3 separate regions of the Homo sapiens genome follow, and regions 1 and 3 are each linked to region 2. Evidence: chromatin loops called from intact Hi-C (ENCODE). Cell type or tissue: heart left ventricle. All regions are shown on one strand. Links, peaks and the distances in the headings refer to the core of each region. The heading gives the core; the rest is flanking DNA. Region 1 has its middle 27 kb from the start of MEOX1. Region 2 has its middle 33 kb from the start of ETV4. Region 3 overlaps MEOX1 (mesenchyme homeobox 1).

Region 1 (7,273 bases), core at 1,165-6,164, 56 kb after region 2:
TGGATTAGGAGCCTCCGTGGGGCGGGAGATGTGCTCATCCTGAAAACAGTTCCTGCCTTGTGAGGTGGCCACTTGGAGGATGGAATCAGCGGACAGGGTGCTCAGTAATCTCCCTCCCCTTCGCCTCACACCACCACTCTCTGAATAGCTTTGTTTAGGCCCTAGGCCCCAAAGGTCCTCATCCTGGCCTGTGAAAATGAAGGGATGCTAAAGAGGGTGCCATCTTGGCCAACATTTTGTTTGGCCAGGATTTTGAGCCCTCTCCTCTGGCCATGGAGTGAGCAGATACACACACAAACTCAGAAAACACCCACACAACGCACACACCTACAGGCTCATAGATGTGTGCACACACAGGTACACACACACGCACATACACATGTGTACACATATGTGCGTACATTCACACCTCCAAGGAGCAGCCATGAGCTTCCCCAGGCTCTCAGAGCTGCGTTAAGCCCCTCAGGAGAGGAGGAAAGGAAGCTGCGTGTCATATATCATTTCTCTCCAAACAGGCAGTGTCCTCTCTGCCCAAAGCAGGGGTGGGGGTGGTCGGCGGCCATGAACTGGTCTCTGGAAGGAGCCCCTCTGGCCCATATTTCACAGACACCCCAGACGGAGCCTGCTGTCAGGAGCGCTGTCTAATTTCCTCCCGACTGCCGGCCCGGATCCCCCCAACAAAGAGGGGCATTGTGTCCTGCCCCCACCCCTGGCATCTGCTCCACAGAGATCCGGCAGGGGATGCACAGAGGGGATTTGTGGGATGAAGGCCCCGCATCCTGTGCCACAGCCCCCAGAAGGGCCACAGATTCTTGAGTAGAAAGAGCCTGGTCCTGACTGAGGGGTCCCCCCAGGCTCATGGGCCTCGGCCACTCCAGTGTCCCCACCAGCAGTCTTCTCGAGTAATAGCTTCTCCTCATGCCTGTCAGGGAAGAGGTGTGTGAACGGGAGCAGCTGAGGATGAAAGGGCATTTGAAGGGGCCCAGGCCTCCCCCACCCTCTCTTAGAAGAAACACAGCCTTCAGCACTTGGTACCGGCTTCTGGAGGGGGACTTGCCTGCTTGGCAGGCCTGCAGGGCACCTCGCTGTGGAGAAGAGACAGTTGTGCCTGGTTTTTCTGTACTCTAGATCTTTCACGGGCTGGTCATGTTGGGAAGGAAAAGTGGGGTCCTAGGGGGCAGAGCCATGGCAAGACAGGATGAAGGGAGGGTGGACGGGTCAAGCTTAACAATGGGCTGAGCGCCCTAGGGACTTCCTGGGGCCTTCACTTTCTGGTTCCTTCCTGAAGAGGCTGCTCCTCCCCAGCTGCCCCTGGGTGAAGATCTGAGCGATGCCTCCCATGGAGGGGGTGTGGGTGTGAGGGGATTGACATAGTGGCTGAATCGGTATTGTAAGATGTGCTTAGGGGCTGTCATGTGTGGCCACAGTGTGAAAAGTTCTGTTCTGGGTTAACGCATCAGAAGCAAATCTGGATCTGGCATCCTCCAAGCCCTTGACTTTCCCCACGATCCCCTACTGCCTCTCAGCAGCACTTCTTTTTTGGTATAGCTTGGCGCTTTGAAAACGTTTTGCCCATAGTATCTGTTTAACCTTTGTACTCAAGGCAGAACAAGGTATTAGAATGCTCAGTTTTTTGCAGTTGGGAAATCGGTCCAGGGAAGATGGGTGGTTTGCTAAAAGTCACGCAGCAAATGAGTAGAAAAGCAGGTACTGAAGCCTAGGCCTCCTCCGGGCTCCATGCTTGTGCTGACACTGTGTTGCAGCCTCCCTGAAGAAGCGGAAGAGCACTCTGACTAGAATCTGGGGTGTGTGTGTGTCTGTGTGTGTGTGTGTGTGAGAGAGAGAGAGAGAGAGAGAGAGAGACAGACAGACTGACAGAGGGCACTCATTCCCACTTGGAGGGCCCACTCTGAGGCAGGCACCGTGCGAGGCATTCTGTAGACCTTACCCCATTTTCCTGGGGACAGTCTGACCGTCTCCACTCACCCTACCTAGGACTTAACACATAGTTAGAACTCAAGTAATATTTTTGTGGAGTGAATGAATCAATCTAATCCTCCTATTAGCCTGTGAGTAAAATATGATCTGTACTTTGTAGGAGCATTTTTCAACAAGTGTTTATCAAGCACCACTACTTCTGCAGGCCACTGGATGAGGAAACTGAGGCTCAGAGAAGATGAATGACTCCATGCAGGCCACACAGCTAATCTGTGGCACAGCCTGTGTCGGAACTGCAATCTATCAGTGTCCAAAGATGGTGTGTGTGTGTGTGTGTGTGTGTGTGTGTGTGTACGTGGGGGTAGGGTGAGAGCCGTGTGTGTGTGTGTGTGTGTGTGTGTATGTGTGTACGTGCGGGTAGGGTGAGAGCAGTGGGGAGGGAAGGTGATAAGAAACACAGGATTTCTCTTCCTGCAATGCAGAGAATTTTTTTTTTTTTAGGAGATGGAGTCTCGCTCTGTCGCCCAGGCTGGAGTTCAGTGGCACCATCTCGGTTCTCTGCAACCTCCACCTCCTGGGTTCAAGCGATTCTCCTGCCTCAGCCTCCTGAATAGCTGGGACTACAGGCACACATCACCACGCCCAGCTAACTTTTTGTATTTTGGTAGAGGCAGGGTTTCACTGTGTTGCCCAGGCTGGTCACCCACCTCGGCCTCCCAAAGTGCTAGGATTACAGGCATGAGCCACCATGCCCAGCCAATGCAGAGAATATTTTAAAGGAAAATAACCTGAAGATATCATGGTCCCACCAGGCAGTCAGCCAGCTCAGACACAGGCCTGCAGCTCTCTAGCCAGGTGCACCGGGTGCTTTAGACAGGATTTGTGTTCCTGGAAAACTGGTTTTAAATCATTTTTTAAAACACAAATAAAACCATCCTTTACAGCCACTGGGGAAGCCTGCAGCTTGCTGGGAGGCTGCAGCAAGGTTTTTTTTACCAGGAGTAATTTTTTAGAGCCTTTGGATCTGTCCTACTGGATTTTCTCAAAGCAGGGTAAATCTGCTGGATGGTGGAGAAAGCCAACCATGAGGCTCTCGCCAAGATGAGCACAGACTCAGTGGACTTTCATCCTGGGGGTTCTCAGACCCTGGCTGAGCCTGTTCCCTTCCCACTAACGCTGGATTGAAGCCCAGCCGTGGGCCCCGGCTCTGGGGACAGGCTGGAGTCCTGAGCCAGCAGCTCCGGTTAGGAAATTAATAAAGAAAGAGAAGCTCTCGCAGCCAGGCCCACGGTGAGAGACGAGTTAGGTCATGTCTCTTTCTGTTCAATCGGATATTAGTCCCAACCCTGATGTCACCTTGAAGCTATTAAGCGTCACCCTCAGAGACGTGCGTGAGTGGCTCACAAACCTCTTATCAGGCACACTTCTGAGTCTCGCTGTTGTCAGTGGTCAGGCTCTGGAAGCTGTTTTTTTTGCCAACCATGGGTCAAAGAGGAGAGGTTTGTCCAGACTTCAGACAGAGCTCAGAGAGTGGGGGAGGGATTTGCAGAGAACCTTGGCCCCAGAGAGTTCCCTGGGGCTGTAGAAACAGGGTGACTGTTCAGTGCCCCTCTTCAAGGGCATGGCCGGCCAGACCTGGTGGTCTCTGAAGCCCTGACTGCATCAAGCCACCTAACCAGCTTCTGGACTGAGCTTCTCCTACACTGTCCACATGTCCAGCAATGGGCAGTTTTGAACCGAGAAGTCAGTGATGTCAATAGTTTAACGGTTCCTCCATCCATCCATCCATCCATCCATCCATCCATCCATCCATGTGTCCACTCATCCAATACTATCTATTGAACATGTATTATGTGCCAGGCATCATGTGGTAGCTGAGAATAAAATGGTCAGAGAAACACATCCCTTTCTCTTTCTTCCAGCTTATAAAGCAGACCATAAATGAATAAGCAAACAAAAAATAGAAGAATGACAAATTGTGGTAGTGGCCATAAAGGAACACACACAAGTTGGGAAGATAGAGAATAAAGGAACAGTCATGGCCACAGGTAGCATTAGAGAAGGGCGTGGATTTAAGATTTTTTTTTTAAGACGGAGTCTCGCTCTGTTGCCCAGGCTGGAGTGCAGTCATGATCTCAGCTCACTGCAACCTCTGCCTCCCGGGTTCAAGTGATTCTCATGGCTCAGCCTCCCAAGTAGCTGGGAATACAGATATGTGCCACCACGCCCAGCTAATTTTTGTATTTTTAGTAGAGACGGGGTTTCACCGTGTTGGCCAGACTGCTCTCGAACTCCCAACCTCAGGTGATCTGCCTGCCTCGGCCTTTCAAAGTACTGGGATTACATGTGTGAGCCACCGCGCCCAGCCGGATTTGAGATATTTTTCAAAGTGTTTCAAAAATATTCAGGTAGCCAGGGTTGGCAGCAAATAGGACTGAGAAGGGGCAGCCGGTGAGAGAAGGAACATGGTGAGAGCCCAGCACCACGATGGCCAAGAGATGACATGACTGACCAGTGCCTCACTGGTGTTGTGAGGGATTAGCAGGCACAGGCTCCTCTGTCTGGGCAGAGAATATATAGCTCTTAAGGGCAATCATTTCCACCCAATGGAAGGAAAGAAAGCCACCCACCATGGGCTTACCCAGTTACTGGAAATGTGGTTCTTTGGGGGTCTGGACAGAAAAGAGTAGATCTCTCCCTGACACTGATTCTCATCTTTGAATAGAAGAACTATCAGAAATGCACGCATCCATCTCAGGACCTGGCGCAGGCAGGTGAGCAGATTTCTGAAGGCCTGAGCCCCTCTAGGCCTTTTCCTTTGGAAATGGATTCCCTACTCGCTTGCTTCATCTCTCTCTTTTTTCATATCTCCTCACCTCTCTCAGCAGGTCAGCCACACACTCGCTCGTCCCTGATGCTCTCTCAAGGATGGAGAAAACCATTACTGAAAAGTTACTGTCTGGGAATTCTCAGTTGTTTGGATTCCTACCAAGCCACCATCTCTGGTCACACTCACTGGTTCCCATCAAGGAGTTGCCAGTGGGTGGCCTTGCTTCCTTCATGCAGCTTTGCCCTCGGGAGAAAGTGGAGGATTTTTACCAACTTGAGGAACAGCTGGTCCCAGCTACTGCTCACCCAGTGCAGGTCAATCAAACACCAACGCTGAAGAGGGAGAGGAGTGCATGGAATGTTCAAAAGAAACCAGAAACCTCTTGATTGCTGTGTGCATGTACTTTTAATTTCATGATCAAACTCTCCTCAGTGGGCTTATTAACTGGGTTTATTGGGGAAAGGAAAATTCTCACACTGAGGTTTTTTTCTGATGGTTTTAGAAATTGGTGAATGTTGCTGCCTCGTGTTAGGCATTGATCTACTATTGAAAATTAGTTTGGGCTGGGTGCAGTGACTCATGCCTGTAACCCCAGGGCCTTGGGAGGTGAGGCAGGAGGATCCCTTGAGGCCAGAAGTTCAAGACCAGCCTGGGCAACATAGTGAGACCCCCATCTCTACAAAGCCATTTAAAAATTAGCTGGGCATGGTGGCTCACACCTTTAGTCCCAGCTAGCTACTCAGGAGGCTGAGGTGGGAGGATTGCTTGAGGCTAGGAGTTTGAGGCTGCAGTGAGCCATGATCACACCACTGCACTCCAGCTTGGGAAACGAAGTCTCTTAAAAAACAAAACAAAACAAAAAAAAAACTTGGGCCATATTTATATTTAAACTTCCTGCGTGTTCCTTTAGAGTGCTCCTAGAATCCATAAGTCCTTGGGGCTCCAGGTGTGGGAGAGCACTCCAGACAGAAGGGAATGAGCCAAGGAATGGAGAAATCACATGGCCTATGGCTGTGGAATGGAAGGTGGCTTGGTCTTGCTAGAGCCCAGGATTTGTGGCGGAGGTGGTAGGTTGCGGCTGTGGAGGTGGTCAGGGGCTGGATCATGGAGACCTGTGAAGGCTCTTTATTTTGTAGGTGAGGAAAGCTACCGATAGGTTTTAAATTGGGGGTGACAGGGTTGAATTTTTTTTTGTGATCACTCTACAGGCTGAGAGGGGATGGGATTTGAGCAGCCTCAGATCAGGAGGGAGAGCTCTCAGAGGCTCTAATTCAAGTGAGACATCAGCAGCCAGAAGGAAGGCAGTGGTGGTGGGAAGACAATGCCGTGGGTGGGAGAAGTATCTATGTGGGAAGTAAAATGAGCAGGCCCAGGTAGTGGATTGGTTCGGAAAAGCAGAGGTCTGTATGACGATGTGCCCCAGGTTTCCAGTGTGAATGAACAGGTAGGTTGTGGTGTTGCCAGCTAAAGTAGAAGAATCAGAATGCAGGCAGTGGTGCTCACCCAACTGCGGGAATGGCGATTTCCCCTTCAGATATCGGAGTTTGAGATGCTTATAGTCATCCTAGGTGGCAAAGGGCAGTAGGCAGCAGAATAGAAAAGCTTAGGCACCCAGATCAGGCATAGGAAGTGTTGGCCTGGGGCCAGAATGCGTCAATTCCAAACCCAGCTTCATCACTGGAGTGGTCAGTTTTCACGAGCTCGTGACCCACAAATCCCAGTGGCTTACAGCAACAAATGTTTATATCCTCACTGACATCTGTGAAGGCTATGGGGTCAGCTTTGGCTTTGTTCCATGTTTTTCTCCTTCTGGAACCTAGGGATCCTCCATTTCAGCCTCGTACAGAGGGAAAAGAGCAGGAGTACAGCCGTGTGATGACCCGTAAAGCTTCTGCTTGGATACAGCACATATCCTTCTGCTCACATTCTATTGGCCAAAGCAGGCCACAAGGACAAGCTGATGTCAATTAGGTGAGGAAGTGTGCCCTTACCGCGGCAGGTGCATCATATGGCAATGATCAGGGAGGCATGTTCCCCAGTGGAGAGGGAAGAAGATAACCAGGCCCAATAATACAATCCACCCCAAACACTAACCACCATAAAACCTTGGGAGTTTACTCAGCTTCTCTCCGCCTTGGTTACCTCATGTGTGAAATGGGAATGACGGTAGTACTACCTCTTAGGATGGCTAAGAGAATTCACTTAGTTTGTACATGTAAAGCGGAACAGTGCTCAATATGGCGCAAACACTATGTAAATGCAGGTGAATGAAGGGGAGGGGATAGGGGTTAGTGTTCCATAGGCAAAGGGTCTCAGTTTGGGAAGATGAAAACGTTCTGGAGATGGATAGTGGCAATGGCTGCACAACAATGAGAAAATGTTTAATGCCACGGGACCGTGCACTTCAAAACGGTTAAAATGATAACTTTTATTTTATGTTAGAGTATTTTACAACAATTTAAAAAAACATAGGCCGGGCGTGGTGGCTCATGCCTGTAATCCCAG
Region 2 (5,272 bases), core at 82-5,081:
GTGCCCTTTATCTGGGACTCCTGACAGTTTATTCATGAAACACGCATTTGCCATACTGCTCTTCCCTTAGCTTCATTCACATCCTTGGCTTGGGTTTGGGGGGTAGTGGGAATTACTTGGGGGCTCCAGAGTCCTTGGTTCAGTCTTTGCATCTCTGTTTTCAGTGGAGCTAGTGGGACCCAAAAAGGTTTACATGATTACCTGAGATAAATTGTGGGATCCCAGAGTCCCCAAGATCTTGACTCTATATCCACACCTCACTTAACGGTTTATCAGTATCCTAGTGACAGAGGCGATGAGAAACCCATGATCTCCCCTCCACCACCCCCTCCCCAGCAATAGCTTGTTATTCCCTTAAGTCCAGGGTGAATGGGTGGGGTGGGCTGGGCTGGTTTGTCTGCTTAGTCCCAGGATTAGGAGGACCCCGTCTGGCTGTGTTTGTTAAGGAGGCAGCCTGAAGTGCATTTGGCTTCTGCTACATGTCAGGAACTAGGTGAGTGCTAATCTCCTGACCCTCGTTGAGTAACTGGGAGAAGATTACACCCAACTCCCAGCTGAGGACGTTGAGGCTCAGAGGGGTGAAGTAGCTCATCCAGGACTTCCTGATGCTGAGCCTCTTCTCTTAAGGAGTTGGCCCAATAGGGTGAGGAGGGATGAGATGGCCCACCTTTATGATCTGTGTCCTCAGACCAGCTTCTTTGTCCTGCCACAGAAAGCCCCCTATGAATAGAACCTTCTTTGCACAAACTCCTTGCCTCCTGCCACTTCACCCCCTCCCCATTGCAGCTTCCCACGAGTTCCTTTCCAGAGCCGTCGCTTGCTGAATGGGTTGCTAGTGGAAATGTGGTTTTCAAATTTGGGAAATCTCCATTAAGTCCTTTTATTTAAGGAGGATGTCATTATCGCGCCTCCCTGAGGACTATTACGGTTCTATTAGGCAAGGCCGCAGACTTCCTAGGTACTGTCTGGGGTCTGATTCCTGGGCAGGAAAATGCAAGACAGGAAGAAGGGGAGGGGGGTTCAGAGAGAGAACAGAGGCTGGGGAGGGGAAGCAGAAAGAAGAAAGGAGGAGAAAGAATGAAAGAGAATGCGGGAGGGAAAGAGAAAGGAGTGAGGAAGTGACAGAGGGAGAGGCAAAGAGCCCCTCACCCCCCAGGCAGAGGAGAGAGGGCAGAGGAGACCCTGGGCCACTTGGCCATCCGACAGTCTAGAGGATTTACAATGAAACTGGACGCGAGCTGCCCGGAACTGGCTTCTCTCTTTCATTAGAGACAGGGGATCCTGGGGAGTTCTTCATGCCTTCCGGCTGCCAGCCCACCTTGGGGCCTCCACGTTCAGATTTGGGAGAGGCCTCAGTGAGGGCTGGGAGGGAGGAAGAGGATGCCCAGGGAGGGTGGTTCTGGAAACTAGGTCTGAGCTCAGTTGGCCCAGAAGGGTGTTGGCCTGCCTGACCACTCTGGTGAACATAATGTTTTCCCATTCTCTGCTGCCCCCTCTAGAAGGCAAGCTCCAGAAAAGCAGACCTTCTCTCTGTTCTGTGTTCTCTCTGCTCCCAGTCACTAGAACAGTGCCAGACGCATAGTAGGTGTTCCATAAGTGTTTGTGGAGAGAATAGTAAATAATAGAAGTGGAAACAATTCCACTGCTTCCCCATCCTCTCCCTTGCTGCATTCAGAGCAAAGGTGGATGGACCTCCTCTCTGTTCTCAGTAAAGGCTTGTGACCCTTTACACACACACACACACACACACACACACCCGGGCAGGAGGGTCAGGAATCGCATGGCAAGCAGCTGACACTGGCTTGGCCAAATGAGAAAGGAAAATATATATGCCCCTCCTGGGACCTTCTTGTTAGGGGGTTACCATCTGCGGGCTGCCTGCTGGAAGTGCTTTAGCCTCTGGGCAGGAAGGCTGATGTTCTGCGACAAACATCCTGGCTGGGAAATCCCCTGGCCCGTAGGTCCCTAGGGCCTGGGCAGCCTCCTTCCACGCCATCCTGCCCTCTTCAGACCTTCCCCTGGCTCCTGGGCCTGAAGCCGGGCCACCTCTCTCTGCCTCTGAGGGGCTCCCCCGTGAGAGCTAGCCCAGTGCCCCTGGGGCGTCCCCTCCCTCGGAGCTCCTGTGCTGAAGTGATTAATGAGGCAGGGACAAAGCCTTTCTTACCAGCTGTGTCAACATGCCCCTTACCCCGCGGCCCTGCTAGCTACAGGTATGGGGAAGCAGCCCCCCACCCCCACACCACTGCCCTAGGCAATTGCCTCCTCCAAGCCTGTTTGCCCCTTACCTGGGCTCTCTTCAGGGTCCCAGGCCTCCCACTGGGCCATCAGTGTCTGATGGTGATGATGATGATGATGATTTTATGATGCTTACAGCACTTGATGTTTGCTGAGAGCATGACTCTCCTTTTTCTCAGCTCCTCTTTCCAGCTGCCTGAGCCAGGGGATCAGGTGTGGCTGTCTTTGGGTGACGGGGAGCAACTGGGCTACAGTTGCTGGGACTGATACTGCCTCCTCTGTGAAGCCTTCCCTGATCACCTCTAGCAGGCTTTGTGTCTATCCCTCTCCTCCCGTCCCTTTGTGTGTGGAGCTCGTCTGTTCCCCTCACTGCTTCCTTAAGGGAGGAGATTCCTTCTCTGGGTATGCATCTTTGTACCTCATCCCTCTTTCCCCACACCTCCATTCTCAAGACAGCCTAGCACGGTGCTTGGCGCGTGCTATGTGCTATGATAAATACTTATGGAATGAACCAATGACTTGTAGATCTGGAATGATCTGGAATTCCATGGCGTAGGTCTGTGTTGTCTGTGGTTCTGCAGACTGATTACCTTGTGTTTGATCTGTCTCAGACCTGCCCAGGACCACACATCCTGCCTCTGGCCCCAGCTGGTCTTTGTGGGGTTTCTAGTGGTTGCTGCCCAAGGAACTCTGTTGGGGAGGACGGTGACCTTGTGCTGGGGAGGACGATGACCTTGTGCTGGGGAGTGGTGAGGGTGCGGTGGGGATTCAGAAAGCTGGAAGCAGCCACATGCTTTTTTTTTTTTTTTTAATGAACATTACATTTTAGAATAATGTTAGACCTATAGAAAAGCTGCAATGATAGCACATAGTTCTCATATACCCTTTACCCAGTTTCCCCTCATGGTAACATATTATGTAACTCTGGTACTTTTGTCAAAACTGAGAAATTAACGTTGGTACATTACTAGTAATTAACTCCAGTCTTCATTTGGATTCCACCAGTTTTTCCATTAATATCTTCATTCTGTTCCAGGATCTAATCCTGGATACAGCATTGTATTTAGCCTGCATGATTTTGAAGATGGTGTTTTATGTAATATGCATGCAAGTGTTGCTCTCTTCCTTATAACCTATCCGAGTTGTTTTTAGGTAAGAATAAAGGTTCTCCCTGCCAAACATTTCAGTAAAATATTGCCACCATGTTTATTTATTGTGGCTTTTTAGACTGTGCTGCATACTGCCACATGCTCTGTGGAGGGTGAAGCACCATTTTCAAAGGACAGTCTTAGGCCGGGCATGGTGGCTCACGCCTGTAATCCTACCACTTTGGGAGGCCGAGGTGGGCAGATCACTTGAGGTCAGGAGTTCGAAACCAGCTTGGCCAACATGGTGAAACCCCGTCTCTACTGAAAAAAATGCAAAAAAATTAGTCGGGCGTGGTGGCGGGTGCCTATAATCCCAGCCACTTGGGGGGCTGAGGCAGGAGAATTGCTTGAACCCAGAAGACAGAGGTCGCAGTGAGCTGAGATCTGGAGCGCCACTGCACTCCAGCCTGAGTGACAGAGCAAGACTCCATCTCCAAAAAAAAAAAAAAAAAAAAAAGACTCTAGGCATTTTTTGTATTCACAGCAGTAAAATCTCTGATTGCAGCTCTGATTTGAGCAAGAAGTAGGGATCATTGGCTAGTGTAGGGCTGGGAAGAGCAGAGGGGCAGTGGGAAAGGATGTATATTTGGGGACGATTTGAGGGGTAGAAGGTTCTCCAGGTGGGAGGCGACATGGTGTTTGAGTTGTGAGTGGAATAAATGTCCCGGGGTCCCCTGGTTCACTGGTCCCAGCTTTGTCTCTTCCTATTTGCTTATCTGTCTTTTCACGTGTATCTATTTGGTGCATCACAGTTGGTCCTGCTTTTGCTTGCATTCCTGGTAAACTGGAATAATTAGAGTTAAATTTTCAATTAGAATGTTAGCGGATGTTCTGTTAATAATAACAGTGGCGAACATTCCACCTCACTTTAAGCTTCCTGTGGAGCTAGGTCCTTGGAGTCCAGAAGGGCTGGAGGAGAAAGAAGCCGGAATACAGGAGGGGTGATGGGTCAGCTAAGGTCCCCACTCTTTGGCCTCCTCCACAGACTGGCTCCCTTTGTGGTTTGCACGTCTCTGAACAATGTCTGCTGATGTTGTCTTCCACACACACTGGCTTCTAATTCTCTCTCTCTGTTGCTTAGGCTAGTCTTGAGCTCCTGGGACCAAGGGATCCTCCTGCCTTGCCCTCCCAAAAGTGTTGAGGTTACAGGCGTGAGCCACTGCTCCTGACCCTGGTTTCTAATTATAATTGCCTCAAAAGGTTGGCAGGCTGGTGGGGCTACGGGAGGGTGTGGGAGGTATAGCACTTGGAATCTGGTTTTGGAATTCTTCCTATTTTTGAAAATATAGCCAGTGACATCTGGGAGAGTCCAGCTGAAGGCTGGAGGGCAGGGAGAGGGGACTGAAGACCTTTCCACTGTGCTGGGGACAGGACACCCTGCTGGGTGGGCCTGCGGTCCAAGGTCCAGGACACTCCCTCGGGCTTACATCCAAGGTCTCCCCAGGCCTGGCACTTACTGGAGGAGGCGGGCTCCTAAAGGCCAGCACGCAGTCAGCACACCAGGAGGGCACTGAGCATGGGCATCTCCTGAGCCCTCTGGAGAGGAGGCAACTCCTTTGATCTCTGGGTGGAGGGAGCCATGATGTGTGTAGTGGGGGCAATGGGCATTCACCACCATCTTCTTCCTAATTCTCTGCTACAGATTCTCTTCCTGATCTTCATGCAATAATCTCAAATGTCTATAAGAGGTGATCACTACCATAAGAACCCTTGAATAGTGGTTCAAAGCCTTGTCATTTCCCATCCCTAGTTGTTCCCCCAATTCAGACCATGTCATCAGGCAGTTGGCTTAGAAAGAAACATTTATTTATTTATTTATTTAGAGACAGAGTTTCGCTCTTGTTGCCCAGGCTGGATTGCAATGGTGTGATCTTGGCTCACTGCAACCT
Region 3 (7,273 bases), core at 1,074-6,073, 67 kb after region 2:
ACAGTAAGATCGCGCCACTGCACTCCAGCCTGGGCGACAGAACGAGACTCCGTCTCAAAAAACAAAAAACAAAAAAACCCAAAACTCCCCAGGCTATTCTCAGGTGTGGCCACAGTTGAAAACCGCTGGACTGGCTGGAGGAAGAAAAAGGAGAAGGTCCAGGGAGGGGTGGTGGGAAAGGAGGGAAGGGAGGGAGATGAGAGAGCAAAGAAGAGGAGGGGCCCACCGGGGGCGCACCTGGCGCTCAGAGAGGTCCAGGTTTACCGCAATCTCATATCTGCGGAGCCGAGTCAGGTAGTTATGATGGGCAAACTCTGCCTCCAGCTCTCGCAGCTGCTCCTTGGTGAAGGCCGTCCTCTCCTTGCGGGCTTTGCTGCTGCCCTCCGGCTTCCCTCTGTTCTCCTGGTTGTCTGGGGAGAGAGGACCCCAAACAGGAAGACATGGGCTGAGGGAGACTCCATTCCCTTTCTTTTGCCCTTGAGCAACTAGGCAGTCTTTACCAGTCTCCCTTATTTTTACAGGATGCTGAGAAAAAAGCTACACTGTCCTTTTTATTCCTTCTGGTGTCTTACCCATATTAGAATTGGGAAGATTTTTTATTTTTGGTTTCCAATCTCAGGTACCTGCCTCCCACCCTCCCCCCACCCCAAACTTTCTTTTATTCCCAAAGCATAAGAAGCTACTCTTGGCTGTTTAATGACCTCTACTCCCCAGCCCACCCCCCAGCATGACATTACTGGTGGCCATAAGCTTGAGGGGTGAGATGCTCTAAAACAAAGCCTCAAACTATGGTCCCCAGATCAGCAGCATCAGCATTACCTGAGAGCTTGTTACAAATGCAAATCCTAGCCTCATTCCAGACCTACTAAGTCAGAAACTCTGGGGATGGCACTCAGCAATCTATTTTTACAAACCCTCCAGATGCGTCTGGTGCACAGTCAAGTCCGCTGCTCTAAGACCTCACCACTCAAAGGAGTGCCTGGGTGCCAGCAGCATCAGTAGCACCAGGGAGCTGTTCAGACCTGAAGGATCTCAGGCCTGCCCCAGACCTACCTACGGAATCAGAATCTGCCCCAGAGGGCCAAGTCTGGAAAGCCATCTGGAGCCCTCTGAAGCAGGCTGCATGTTAGATTCAGCGGGGCTCAGTCATAACTGCCAACAGGGTCAGGGGACACACTCTGTGCCAGGTGCTGTACCTGACATATATTAGCCTCTTATTCCTCAATAGCCCAACCAAGTGGTTCTAGTATTAGTATCACTTTATGGACCAGAAAACGAACACAGAGAAGTTAAGCAAATTGCCCAAGTTTATTCAGCCAGGGGGTGTGGGAGACAAGAATTAAATTCAGGCGATTTGACACACACATACTGTTCAAATGAAAAGTATGTAGGGGCCAGGCGCGGTGGCTCATCCCAGCACTTTGGGAGGCCAAGGCGGGCGGATCACGAGGTCAGGAGCTCGAGACCAGCCTGGCCAACATGGCGAAACCCCCGTCTCTACTAAAAATACAAAAAATTAGCTGGGCGCGGTGGCACGCCCCTGTAATCCCAACTACTTGGGAGGCTGAGGCAGGAGAATCGCTTGAACCCAGGAGGCGGAGGCTACAGTGAGCGGAGATCACGCCATTGCACTCCAGCCTGGGCGACAGAGCAAGACTACGTCTTGAAAAAAAAATTTAGGAAGGGCTTACAAACGGTAAAGTCCTGAACAAATAAAAGGGGCTGAATGGTTATCTCTTGAGCAGACGGGTGGGAGGCAGCTCTACCTTCACTTTAATGAATGGAGGTGGTGGGTGGAGAGGAGGTGGGAAGAAGACCACACACTTACACAATTAACTCGCAATGCATGCCACGTGGCCAGGGAATGGCTGCAGGAGCCCGGGGCTCTAACATTTAAAAGACGTTTGCTTCATTAATTATCTTTTTTTTTTTTTTTTTTTTTTTGAGATGGAGTCTCGCTCTGTCGCCAAGGCTAGAGTGCAGTGGTGCGATCTCGGCTCACTGCAAGCTCCGCCTCCCGGGTTCACACCATTCTCCTGCCTCCGCCTCCCGAGTAGCTGGGACTACAGGCGCCCGCCACCACGCCCGGCAAATTTTTTTGTATTTTTAGTAGAGACGACGTTTCACTGTGATAGCCAGGATGATCTCGATCTCCTGACCTCGTGATCTGCCCGCCTTGGCCTCCCAAAGTGCTGGGATTACAGGCGTGAGCCACTGCGCCCGGTCCATTTTCCTCATTTTATAGACATGGAGGCTGTGGCTCCGAGTGAGGTGCTTTACCGAAACCTGCGGCCCAACGTCCTGCTCCCTGAAAGACCCATCTCTGCCTTGCCGGCGAGGAGTGTTGGAAGGAGGGATCTTCTGTTTTCAGAGGCCGGGTCTAAGCTACCTGGGGGACTGGGCTGGGGAATTCAGACCCCCTAGTGTAAAGCAGAGAAGCCGCCTATGCAGTCGGCTAAGCAGCCGCATTGGGAGTGGGTGGCGAGGCAGGAACCCCACATTAACCCGGCGATCCACTTTGGAGCTTTGAGCCTAGCTGGTTCCCCTCCCAGCACCCCCCTCTATTGCTTTCCACTCAATCCCTTTGTATTTCAGTTTCCCCGTCCTCCGCCTCCGCGCCCCACTGCCTTGGGCTGGGCGACTCTCTAGCAGGAGGCGCACGGTAAAGTGATTTGGGCGCCTGGCCCACCTCGCGCTGCGCGTCCGTGGCCTCCGCCGGGGGATGGAAGGGGAGTGGGTGCCACCGTTCCGGGAACTCGAGAAGGCGGGGGAGGGGCCCGATAGTCCCGGTGCCCGGGTCAGGGGTGTCGTGGCACCCTGGCCCGGGGGTCCGCGTCCGATCCGGGTTGGCCGCCCGCGGGGCGCGCCCGGGGAGCAGGGCAGGGGGCCGAGTTCCTGGCGCGGGCTGCCTGCCCGGCGGCCTCTGGCTCCAGGCCGGAGAAGGCAGGTCCAGACCCCTCCGGAAGCGGGAGCGTGGGCAGCAGGGAAGGACGCGCAGCCCCGGGCCGGGGTCCCCGAGGAGCCCTCCGGCCTTGGCCGCCGCCAGCGCCGCGCCCCCTCCTGGCAGCGGGCCGGGGAGGGTCGGTCACGAGCGGATGACGGGCTTCCCGGAGCACAGCCCGGCCCACGGGCCCGGAGAGAGGCAGGAAACCCGGGCTTAGACGACGGGCGCGGTCGGGGACTGGTTTCCCAATCTTCTCCCGTCCCGAGGCTTAGTGTTTCCCAGCCCTTCCTTTCCACGGTTGCGGGGAGTGGATAGCCCAGAGGACCGCAGAGGCTTGAATCCTGAATCTCCATGCTGGAGACTTTGAGGAAGTCACTTAGCCTCTCTGGGCGTCAGTCTCCTCATCAAGAAATTGAGGAAATTTCACCTACCTCCTAGGGTTATTGGAAGACCGAACGAGTTAATATGTGTGTGCAACATGCTATTAAAATCTAAAAGTGGCCAGGCAAGGTGGCTCACGCCTGTAATCCCAGCACTTTGGGAAGCTGAGGCGGGCGGATCACCTGAGATCGGGAGTTCGCGACCAGCCTGACCAACATGGAGAAACACCGTCTCTACTAAAAATACAAACAACAACAAAAAATTAGCTGGGCGTGGTGGCTCATGCCTGTAATCCCAGCTACTCGGGAGGCTGAGGCAGGAGAATCGTTTGAACCTGGGAGGCGGAGGTTGCGGTGAGCCGAGATTGCGCCATTGCTCTCCAGCCTGGGCAACGAGAGCAAAACTCCGTCTCAAAAAAAAGAAAAATCTAAAAGTGCTGGACAAATATATTCTCCAATTTATCAGCTCCACGAGATGCCATTGAAGGGCTGGGATAGAAACAGATGCACTTCTTGAAGGTTTCTGTGTGTGCCCAGAGGCATCTGCGGCTTTAACCTCACCACACAGCGGCCTATGAGTGGATACTGTTCTTACCCCCTTTAGCACTCTTAACATGGGTTTGTGTGATAATTTGATTAATAGCTGTCTCCCCAGGGAAACACTTTTTCTCACCCTAGCATCTAGCCATAGTTGCTTCTGTACCTGGCACAACTGACCCCTACCGCGCCCCCAACCAGTTCTGCACATAATTCTCCTAGAGAGAAGAGGAAAAAGTACTTGCTAAGTATTTGCTAAATAATCCTGTTATACAGAAGAGCCAGCCTCAGACAGGCCCAGGAAATTGCCCAGTGTGCCTGACAGCTTTTAGGTGACAGAAGGGAGATTTGAACCCAGATCCATCTGATTAGAGCCAAGGCTCTCCATATCTCCTGGCTGGCTGGCTCAGGTTGGGGCCTGGAGCTGGACCATGGCAGCTGGGCTTGTCACCCCTTCCAGAGGTCCTGGGGTCACCACCCTGTTTGCTACCCACATCTACCCTCCTCCAAGACCTGCTTAGGTGTGCACAGGTGCCCCATGATGTCCCCCAAATAACTTCCCCCACCCCAGTTCTGCAAATAGGGCAGCTGACTACTGCCAGCCAAGCTATGCCCCATCCCTGGCCACCTCTCCTCTCCTGTCTCTTATTGCCCTGATTTAGCCTCTGGGGTTCCAGTGCCGATTTCCAGCAGAGGAAACAGGAAGAAGAAGTCTGGGTTGGGAACTGACGGTCTCAGCTAACTCCCTGTGTGAACCTGGGGGCAATACCTACTAATGGTGGGTGGGATGGATATTGGCTCTGGGAGGGCGGTTGTCCCTTGTCAACTTCCCAGAGTGGGATCAACGTTCACCACTGTTGGAAATGATGAAGGGACCAGAAGTATGGGAAGCAAGCTATGAAAGTTGAAGTGGAAGTTACGCTCTCTTTGTTCTGCAACAGTATTACAAATTGCAATATATTCAGCAAGATGGAAACACTATGAGCACTTGCATGCCGTTTCTGGGAGCTGTTCGGTCACCCTGCTCATGGGCACAGTTCCTGTGCACCCTGCCACATGAAAGTAACTCATGCTGGGTGGGGCGCAGGTGGCTCAGGCCTGTAATCCCAGCACTTTGGGAGGCCGAGGCGGGCGGATCATAAGGTCAGGAGATCGAGACCATCCTGGCTAACATGGTGAAACCCCGTCTCTACTAAAAATACAAAAAATTAGCCAGGCGTGGTGGCGGGCGCCTGTAGTCCCAGCTACTGGGAAGGCTGAGGCAGGAGAATGGCATGAACCTGGGAGGCGGAGCTTGCAGTGAGCCACGAGTACCACTGCACTCCAGCCTGGGCAACAGAGAAAGACTCTGTCTCAAAAAAAAAAAAAAAAAGAAAAGAAAAAGAAACTAACTCATGCTTCCCAAGATGGTCTGTTCCCAGGATAGTACAACTTTGTTAGGGAGGCTTCCTCTCCTCTGTGGGCCTCAGTTTCCCCATGTGTAGAAGTATGGGATTGGACCGGATTCTGTTTCTGCCAGGGAGCTGGTGTCAGAATTCCTTCCTGGAACATAAGCCTTGATGCCCTACACTCCCTACTCTCTCTTCCATTGAGAACCCTTAGCCTTGATGAAGTCTGAGGCTCTTCCAACTTCACGTATTCTTGTCTCAGCTCCTAGTTCCTCCCTTCAGTCAGATCTGAGGTCTTGCTGTGTGCTCTGTTCCAAAGCCCTCCCCAGCCTTCCCACAGCTCAATGATCAGGGCTCTGCTGGGCCGTTTCTCTCTCCCTGCCTTGAGCTGTGTGGAGGGAAGTTATATATGCAGACGTGTCGGAGGACCTGTTGGTGAACCTGGGCCTTAGCACTCATAGGTGAGTGAGGCACCGAGGAAGAGCTTTTGGATCTTGGGCAAGTCCTTTAGGTTCTTGGAGCTTCAATTTCCTCATTTGCAAAGCAGGAATAGCTACACCCGCTGTGCTTATCAGGCTGAGAAGTAACAGGAGCTGGATAGCGGGCGTTAACACCTAGCACAGTGCCTGGCATGTCACTGAAGCTCTGTTCACAAGAACCATCAGAAAGAGTTCTATTGGAGATTATATCTGAGATGACTCACGGGCAGAGTTAGAGCACTATGCTCCTTAAGGCACCACATCTCCAGACCTGTGTGAAAGGGTTATCTTTTAAATGTCTGGCCTTTCAGCTTTTTTTTTTTTTTTTTTTTTTTTGAGGCTGAGTCTCACTTTGGTCACCCAGGCTGGAGATTGGTCACTGCAATGGCGGGATCTCGGCTCACCGCAACCTCTGCCTCCTGGGTTCAAGCGATTCTCCTGCCTCAGCCTCTGGAGTAGCTGGGATTATGGGTGCCTGCCGCCACACTAGGCTAATTTTTGTATTTTTAGTAGAGATGGGGTTTCTCCACGTTGGCCAGGCTCGTCTCGAACTCCTGACCTCAGGTGATCCACCTGCCTCGGCCTCCCAAAGTGCTGAGATTACAGGCATGAGCCACTGCACCTGGCCTAGGCCACTATTGCTGCAGCCTTCAGAGTTCCACAATTCCAGGCACAACAACTAGATGTGTCACATGGCAATCCACATCACTCCTGCGCTGCTTCTCTCTTGGGGGCCGCAGATGCCTCTTCCAGAACTGCGGAGGGAGGATGCTGGCCCTCAGTGGGCTGCCTCTGTGATTAGGAAGGAGTTGCCCCACCCCAGCCCCTGCATAGCCCTCACCCTCTGCTGGAGCAGGGCTGTGAGGGAACAGTCAAATGCCCAGAGAAATGCAAACGGTGTGCATGTGATTGCGGTTTCCACCATGAGCTTCCACACCATCCAGGGCAAATTATTTCATATGTAGCTGCCACATTTGGCAGGCCTTCGTAAAGTGAGCAGACAGCTTTATCAGAGCTACAGGGAGGTTCAGACAGACCCATCCCTGTCTGAACATTTCTGGAGTTCTGTACTCTACAGTCCAACTCTGAGGGCACCAGTTTACATAAATTAATATCCAAATCAGACAGGATGCCAAATGCCTCACATTCAAATAGCACTGTGCAGTTGACAAGGGATTTCTTTCCTCCAAAGAGAACTTCTTTTAGGCTTTCACAGATACTACAGAATCATAGAAAGTAGAGGTGGGAGGGACTTAGAGATGATCAATGTCACCTTTTCATTTTATAGGTGAGCTTAGAGAAGGTAAGGAACTCCTGTAAGGACACACGGCAAGTTAGGGGCAGAATTGGGCCTAGAACCCAGATTTTCTTGTTAGGAAGCTCTTTCCACCCTATTGGGCTGTCTCCTATTTTATCCTCTTAATTATTCCATTAGGTAGGTAAGGTACACATTAGCCCGTTGAACATATGAGCAATTAAGATCCAGAGACTAAATGACTTGCCCAAGGCCCCTGGGACCAGTCTAGGGCTATAGCCTCATGTCAC

What was found. Peaks named below come from ENCODE experiments on the same cell type or tissue, not always from the same donor. Only the 100,000 strongest peaks of a DNase experiment are listed, where the experiment ranks them.
Region 1: a loop joins it to region 2, with 2.4 times the contacts of the local background. A loop is called at or near these places in 24 of 110 quality-filtered maps.
Region 3: it touches region 2 in a loop (5-fold over the local background); 3 of 110 quality-filtered maps call a loop at or near these places.

What each region holds. Positions count from the first base shown.
Region 1 is chr17:43,631,653-43,638,925 of GRCh38, forward strand. No RefSeq gene overlaps it. Among named protein-coding and RNA genes, the nearest start is that of MEOX1, 27 kb to the right of the region's middle. In heart left ventricle, for the core only: no CTCF peak of the experiment used is centred there; a DNase peak (open chromatin) is centred at 3,149; H3K27ac peaks cover 1,170 bases.
Region 2 is chr17:43,577,007-43,582,278 of GRCh38, forward strand. No RefSeq gene overlaps it. Among named protein-coding and RNA genes, the nearest start is that of ETV4, 33 kb to the left of the region's middle. RefSeq lists enhancers at 1,973-2,022, 2,003-2,620. In heart left ventricle, for the core only: no CTCF peak of the experiment used is centred there; DNase peaks (open chromatin) are centred at 2,108 and 4,815; H3K27ac peaks cover 2,756 bases.
Region 3 is chr17:43,643,251-43,650,523 of GRCh38, forward strand. MEOX1 (mesenchyme homeobox 1) reads right to left here. Exons shown (of 3, transcript NM_004527.4): 2 at 238-410. Among named protein-coding and RNA genes, the nearest start is that of MEOX1, 15 kb to the right of the region's middle. In heart left ventricle, for the core only: a CTCF peak has its summit at 3,058 (motif pointing left); a DNase peak (open chromatin) is centred at 2,991; H3K4me3 peaks cover 1,328 bases; H3K27ac peaks cover 2,507 bases; H3K27me3 peaks cover 395 bases.